Regions from separate parts of the Homo sapiens genome. Here all the other regions are linked to region 1. Evidence: read pairs that join two places in POLR2A ChIA-PET (ENCODE). Cell type or tissue: Caco-2. All regions are shown on one strand.

What was found. ChIA-PET counts read pairs that join two places held together with the same protein. Peaks named below come from ENCODE experiments on the same cell type or tissue, not always from the same donor. Only the 100,000 strongest peaks of a DNase experiment are listed, where the experiment ranks them.
Region 2: POLR2A ChIA-PET joins it to region 1 with 5 read pairs; 4 of 35 experiments call an interaction of 5 or more read pairs at or near these places.
Region 3: POLR2A ChIA-PET joins it to region 1 with 5 read pairs; 9 of 35 experiments call an interaction of 5 or more read pairs at or near these places.

What each region holds. Positions count from the first base shown.
Region 1 is chr15:57,550,824-57,553,323 of GRCh38, forward strand. No RefSeq gene overlaps it. Among named protein-coding and RNA genes, the nearest start is that of GCOM1, 40 kb to the right of the region's middle. RefSeq lists an enhancer at 888-1,182. In Caco-2, no CTCF peak of the experiment used is centred here; DNase peaks (open chromatin) are centred at 677, 1,058 and 1,378; H3K4me3 peaks cover 211 bases.
Region 2 is chr15:57,344,609-57,347,108 of GRCh38, forward strand. No RefSeq gene overlaps it. Among named protein-coding and RNA genes, the nearest start is that of LINC01413, 27 kb to the left of the region's middle. In Caco-2, no CTCF peak of the experiment used is centred here; a DNase peak (open chromatin) is centred at 1,233.
Region 3 is chr15:57,717,835-57,720,334 of GRCh38, forward strand. No RefSeq gene overlaps it. Among named protein-coding and RNA genes, the nearest start is that of POLR2M, 12 kb to the left of the region's middle. In Caco-2, no CTCF peak of the experiment used is centred here; no DNase peak of the experiment used is centred here.

The sequences.
Region 1 (2,500 bases):
AACTTGGAGGCCTTCCAGCCCTGGGACCGGTTTCTGAAACAGAAGGGTGGGGACTGGTCAGTGGTGAATGCTGAGGGAATTAATGGCTCTGGATTCTTGTGATGTTCTGAGAAATCCAAACTGCCCGTTCCAGAACATGGCAAAAGAGGAAGCATGTTCAATGTTAATTACAGAATAAGCAGGAGCCCCCTGTTTACCCCTTTTCCTAAATTCGAGGTCTTCTGCAATCCTAGTTGGCCCATAATCTCTCTTGATCTCACACCAGGCCCATAGCAGGCACCACAGTCTCTATTTTACAGAAACCAAAGCAGCTTCCTCATGGAAGGGGACCAATGATGATCATTGTCCTCAGATCTGTCTATTCTTTGCCCTGTCCCCTGGAGGCTGACCCATACAGGCCATGGGTTCCCTGATGGCCACTCTGGTTGGGTTCAGCCAGTGGGAGCAGGTGGAATTCTGGATGTGTCTGCATCACTCCCTGCTCTGTGTGGCACTTTCAAGTGGGCTCCCCTGGGACTTGGGTGATCTCTCCTTCAGCCTCCAGTTCTAAGGGCGGGTCATGGCTTTCTCTTGCTGTTCCTCTCTGGGTCCCTACCTTGGTGGGTTCCTGCCACACTGCCCACCCACCAGAGCAGCCCTTCATTGAGCTGCCGCAGTTCACTGCTGTGTCCTGTCCAGAGCTCTGTCCACAACCGCCTCTGCCTCCAGGTCAATGTGGATGACCTGTCCCTCCAGCTCTCTAGCAGCACTGATTCTCCTGGTTCTAATTGGAAGGGGTAACCTAATGTAAATGAGATTTTTTAATTTTAGTAAATGCAAAGCCTTTGTATAGATTGTTTCCTTTTTTTTTTTTTTTAAAGTCATGTATGATGAGGTACATAATTTTCTAATTTGTAGTAAAAGTCACCCTTTTTAGCATTATTTGCTTTTGTATTTAGGCCTCTTTATTTGGCCCCTCAGCTGAAGTCCTCTTGGTGGAAATGAGATTCTGAGCGGATACCTTTCCCTCACGCCCTCAGGAAGAATGTGACTCAGGAGGCCCAGAGCCAAAGGAAAAACGTCCCCCAGGCCGGCAGTTCATTTCCTTCACATTCTCAGCATTCCTCCTCTGAGCTTGTGGATAGTTACGGGGAGCCTGTCTTTGTTGGAAGACTGTCATTAGCCGGAAATGTTTCTGTTCTAAATCTTCAAATGATTGGGGAGAAATGACTTGACAGGTTCCTCTCAGGGGTGTAACAGCCCCAAATTCAGACGTTCTAGGCTTTGCAGAGGGATCCACATGCCTTGGTCCTGCCCTCAGACCTGCCGAATACACAGGGCTAAAGATTGTCACTGACTTTCACAGGCATGACCAAGGCCCAGCCCATCTCCGTCAATAAAGAAAGGCTGGAGTGTGTGCCCCTCACTGGTTATGAAAGCTAAGAGAAGTGCAAGTCGGAGAGACATTCAACAGTAAGTTGAAGGTAGTGTGGGGGGAAGGTTGCAAGGTTCCCACTGCGCAGGATCTTACTTGGTCTCACAACAGTTGTCAACAACTCCCAGGGGATGGGAAATGTGATTCCAGAGGTTTGCAGGGTAAATGCAATTAAACAATTTTTGAAGAAAGGTGGAAACTGGTTTTTTGGGAGGTAAGGAAGCTAAGTCTCAGGGAAGTTGGGCATTTTGCCATCAGCCGCACATAGAGTAAGTAGCCAGCCCACAATTAGCACCTGCCAGTGTGGGACAGGAACCGCCGGTGAACAAGGTTTAGGCCACGGTCTAGGACCTTTAGGTGCTTACAGTAGGGCTACAAAATCGTTATGAAACTAAGTGGAAATGACCTGTCAATATTAAGTCCTTCATATATTTATGTGATGCCAAACGTGTCTGTTTTTCCTTGTGCTTTGCTAGCTCTCTATCTGCAGTCCATACCCACTGTTTTCCCTGAGACCATATATAATTCCACAGCTAATGTGTTGCACTCACTTGCTAGGTACCAGGCATTGCCTAAGCCCTTTATGCCTATTGGCTCACTTGATCCTCACGATCATCCCCTGAGTAGGTCCTGTTGTGACAAGTGAGGCAACCCAGGCAGAGGTTACTAACCTAACCAAGGGCATGTGGTAGGATGTGGGGGAACTGGAATTGGATTCTGGGTCTGGCTCTGGAGTTCACACTCTGCTGCCTCTCACCCAGCCTTACACGTCCTAGAGGACATAGGTCTTTAATTTGGTCCCTGTATTAGGGGCTCCTACGGACTCCCAGTCATCCAGATCTCCCCTTCAATGGCCGGTTTCCATGCAACTCGACAGCCTGCTGCCTGCCTCCATCCTGAGCACAGCAGTCAGAGGCAGGTGGAGATGAAGTGAGCCATGGAAGCCACGGGTCTCATGGACGTGGCTGGCCAGGAAATCTTAGCTGTTCCTCTAGCCTGGCTGCTTTGGTGCCACTTACTGCTGTGATCTTTGGATCTCTCATTTTATCCTGAGTGCTCCCTTGCTGCCAGGCCACCCTGATTTCT
Region 2 (2,500 bases), 210 kb before region 1:
AAACCCTGTCTCTACTGAAAATCCAAAAATTAGCCAGGCATGGTGGCAGGCACCTGTAATCTCAGCTATTCTGGAGGCTGAGGCAGGAGAATCGCTTGAACCCGGGAGGTGGAGGTTGCAGTGAGCCGAGATTGCACCATTGCACTCCAGCCTGGGCGACAAGAGCAAAACTCCGTCTCAAAAAGAAAAAAAAGAAATAGTTGCTACTTTACTTTAAATTAACCAACATTGAAATAATGAGGTTCTAGTGTAATTTGCTATGATTTAATTAACTCCAACTTTGTGTTGGGCCTTAAACCTCTTCACCCCAATCAAGAAATCCTAGGCTGCCTGCTTGCTTCCTGAGACAGTGGGGCCTTTCTGAAAACCCACCTTGTTTTGCTTCTTTGGGCAGCTGTGGTGACCTCACTTTTGCTCAGAGCTCAGCAGTGTATGGGGTAGCCTTTTTTAGAAAACATTATTTTTATTTTTATTTATTTTTTGAGACAGGGTCTCACTCTGTTGCCCAGGCTGGAGTACAGTGGCCCGATCATAGCTCACTACAGCCTTGAACTCCTGGGTACAAGTGATCCTCCTGTCTCAGCCTCCCAAGTAGCTGCGACTACAGGCTTGTGCCACCATGCCCAGTTAATTAAAAAAAAAAAAATTTAGTAGAGACAAAGTCTCACTATGTTGCCCAGACCAGTCTTGAACTCCCAAACTCAAGCAATCCTCCTGCCTCGGGCTTCAAAAGTGCTGAGATTACCACCGAGACCAGTTTATTTTTATTTTTTGAGAAAAGGTCTCGCTCTGTCACCCAGACTGGATTGCGGCAGCATGATCCCGGCTCACTGTAGCCTCAACCTCCTGGGTTCAAGTGATCCTCCCTCCCCGGCCTCCCAAAATGCTGAGATTGCAGGTGTGAGCCACTGCGGCCAGCTGGTAACCTTTTCGTTTTTTTGGTTTTTTGCTTGCCATTACCATCAACTCACCCTGTCTAAAAAGCAGCTGTCACTCTCCTCCCCTACTGCGTCCCCTGCCTGACATCCAGACTCCAGACCCCCAGGCTCAGAACTGCTCTGTTATCTTGGCTTCTCCTTTTCTCCTCAAACTGCCCAAATGCTGCTTCCTCTTCCTTCTCAAGGTGGCTCCATATCTGTGGTCCAGGCTCTCACGCTTGTGTCTGTCTCCCTGCCCCATTACTCTCCTGCAGAAAACCCTTCCCTAGCTCCCCATCGCCCACCAGCAGTTGTCACTGTTCCACAGGGCTAGGAGCTGGGGAAAGCCATTGCAGGAAGCTGTGGGGTGACGAAGAGGAGATGAGGGTTCCTGGGCCAGTGACTTTGTCCTCACCTCTGCTGTGACCAGCACTGTCCTGCTTTTCTCGGATTCATCCAGGAAGCTTCTGGGTAATATTTGATGTGGAAACAAAAGGTCTCTGTAGCTAAAAATACCTTAGAAAACGACAGAACTTCTATAGGGCCAGTGCTATCCAGCTTAACAATCAAGACCCGGATCAACAAGACAAAGGCCACCTCTGCCTTCCTCTGCTTCTCCTTCACTCCAAACCCTCTCACCTGTGGGGCCCTGAAACACCTTGTCATGTCCCACCCTTGTGCTTGGAGTAGAAAGCGCTCTTCTCTTTCTGATTCCCTGTGGTTGAAGGCCTGGCTCAGACCCCACCACCTCTGATGTGGCTGTGTTCACCCTGACTGTTCATGCTGGAAGGTTCTCCTTCCTTTTTTTTTTCTTTTGGAGATGGAGTCTCGCTCTGTCACCCAGGCTGGAGTGCAGTAGCGAGATCTCAGCTCACTGCAACCTCTGCCTCTCGGGTTCAAGCAATTCTCCTGCCTCAGCCTCCTGAGTAGCTGGGACTACAGGCGCCTGCCGCCACATCCGGCTAATTTTTTTGTATTTTTTGGTAGAGTTGGGGTTTCTCTGTGTTGCCCAGGCTCGTTTTGAACTCCTGAGCTCAGGCAATCCGCCCGCCTCAGCCTTCCAAAGTGCTAGGATTACAGGCGTGAGCCACCACGTCCGGCTGGTTCTCCCTCCTTCTACAGGCTCCTACTCTTCTCCCTGGCCACAGCTAACCGAACCAAGGGACCCCGATCAAGCAGAACCCCTCAAAGGTCTTTTGGGGCCTGGTGCGGAAACCCGTGCTTACTGCAGAATCTGGAATTGAGACATGGAGGCTGCACCATTGGCTGAGGGCGGCTGGTGCTGGGGGGCAAGGGCCAGGCCAAGTCACAGTCACTTGTCAGTCAGAATCTGGGGTGGGGGGCAGGGGCTGGGGGAAAACTGAGGAAGCTAGGCAGCAGAGGAAAGAGAGTGAGGGGGACAAACAAGGTAGAGAGAGACCCTGCTCCTGAGGACGGCCTGGTTTCCATCAGGTCCTCACTTGTGAGACCCCCTGGGCGACTTCACAGCAAACCTTCCCTTGTACCTGAGCTGCTGGAGAGGCCTCTGTTCCTGCCAGCGGAAACTCCAGGCCATGTCTCCTGGACTGACCTCGAGCTCCTCA
Region 3 (2,500 bases), 170 kb after region 1:
TCCATGATGTATGAGAGTGCTTGTTTATCAACACTTGGTGTGGCCAGATTTTAATTTTAGCCAATATGATGTTTATATAGTAGACGTTTGTTTGTGTGTGTGTGTGTGCGTTTTCTCTCTCTCTTCTGAGATGGAGTCATGCTCTGTCACCCAGGCTGGAGTTCAGTGGTGCGATCTTGGCTCATTGCAACCTCCGCCTCCTCTGTTCAAACGATTCTCCTGCCTCAGCCTCCCGAGTAGCTGGGACTACAGGCGCATGCCACAACGCCAAGCTAATTTTTTGTATTTTTAGTAGAGACGGGGTTTCACCGTGTCAGCCAGGATGGTCTTGATCTCTGACCTCATGATCCACCTGCCTCGGCCTCCCAAAGTGCTGGGATTACAGGTGTGAGCCACCACACCCGGCCTCATTGTGGTTTTATTTTACCTTTTCCTGATTGGAAATGGCATATGAGCATTTTCTTAGGTTTATTGGGCACTGGATTTCTTCTTTTGAAAAGTCCCCATTCAAGTCTTTTTTTTTTTTTTTAAAGAGACAGAGTTGTTCTGTTGCCCAGGCTGGGCTGGAGTACAGTGGCATGATCACAGCTGACTGCAACCTCTAACTCCTAGGCTCAAGGGATACTTCTGCCTCAGCCTCCTGAGTAGCTGACATTACAGGCAGGAACTACTGCACTGGACTCCATCCGAGTTTTTTCTTTTTCCATTGTGTTGTGTCAGCTGGTTTTTTTCTCATTGATTTGTAGGATATATTCTGGAGACTAATCCTCGGTATTCAATCAAATAATTTGGTATTTGGTTGGCTATATTTGTTGGAAATATCCTCTCCATTTGGGGGATTATTTTTCATTCTCTTTTTTTTTTTTTTTTTTTTTCCAGAGATGGGGTCTCACTATATTGCACAGGCTGGTCTTAAACTCCTGAGCTCAAGTGATCTACCTCAGCCTCCTCAAGTGCTGGGATTACAGGCATGATCCACCACATCCAGCCCTCATTCTCTTCCTGATGATTGATAAATTCTTAATTTTAATGGCAAATCTATCTTACATTTAGTGCCTTTTGTGGCTTGTTTTAAGGACTTCTCCTATCCTGAAGTCATGAAGATAATCTTTTATCTTTAAAAATCTTTATAATTAAAAAATGGTTTATAATGTTGACTTTCACGTTAGGTCTTTGATTCCACCTGGAAGATATTCATGACTGTGTGAGGGAGGGGTCCTTCTGGACAGCCCTGGTGCTAGCATTACGGAGTGCAAACGCAGTCATTCCCAGCTGCTCCTCCGTGCACTCCTGCCATAGATCAAGCATCTGTATATGTCTGTGTTACCTTCTGGATTCTTTCTTCAGTTCCATTAACCCATTTGTGCTAATACTCCATTGCCTTGTTTATGATAGCTTAATGATAAGGCTGGATCAAGGCCCGCCATCTTATTCTTCAAAGTGCCTTGGGAATTTTTGGCCCTTTGCATTTTCATACAGATTTTAGAATCAGCTTGTCATGTTCCATACACACAAAATCCTTGGTGTAGTGCAAATTCTTATTCATTTTCAAAAATACGTTTGATAGTCTGTCATTGATTAACTTTTCTAACAATCTATATATTGAAATTTAGGAGATAGGGGATTTGGAACTTTGCCCTTGACTAAAGTACATTAGACTTATTCTTTCTATACCGATGACTATTTTTAGTTTCTTTGAGTTAAATAGAAAATTCAGAATGCTGTTTAGTGTGACTACCTGAAGTATTGTGTAGTTTTGACTGAGGAAAAACGGAAGAGAAAGGATTTTTTAAAAAGTCACATTTAGGTTTAAACTGGGAAAATGGAATGAATGCAGTAGTTGTGAACTCTTGCCTTCAGTTTTCAAATGACTATGTCTAGGGAAGGAAGGAAGCGCTAAAGCTTGGGGCTTAACCTAAATCGTGGAAGATGTTACGAGGATTAATCTCATTATATAATAGTCGTCTACAGGAATGATAATTCTTCATTTTCTTTTTTTTTTTTTTTTTTTTTTATTATACTCTAAGTTTTAGGGTACATGTGCACATTGTGCAGGTTAGTTACATATGTATACATGTGCCATGCTGGTGCGCTGCACCCACTAATGTGTCATCTAGCATTAGGTATATCTCCCAATGCTATCCCTCCCCCCTCCCCCGACCCCACCACAGTCCCCAGAGTGTGATATTTCCCTTCCTGTGTCCATGTGATCTCATTGTTCAATTCCCACCTATGAGTGAGAATATGCGGTGTTTGGTTTTTTGTTCTTGCGATAGTTTACTGAGAATGATGGTTTCCAATTTCATCCATGTCCCTACAAAGGATATGAACTCATCATTTTTTATGGCTGCATAGTATTCCATGGTGTATATGTGCCACATTTTCTTAATCCAGTCTATCATTGTTGGACATTTGGGTTGGTTCCAAGTCTTTGCTATTGTGAATTCTTCATTTTCACAGGACCTGTCTCTAATCGACATCGCATTCTCTGGGGAGCCAG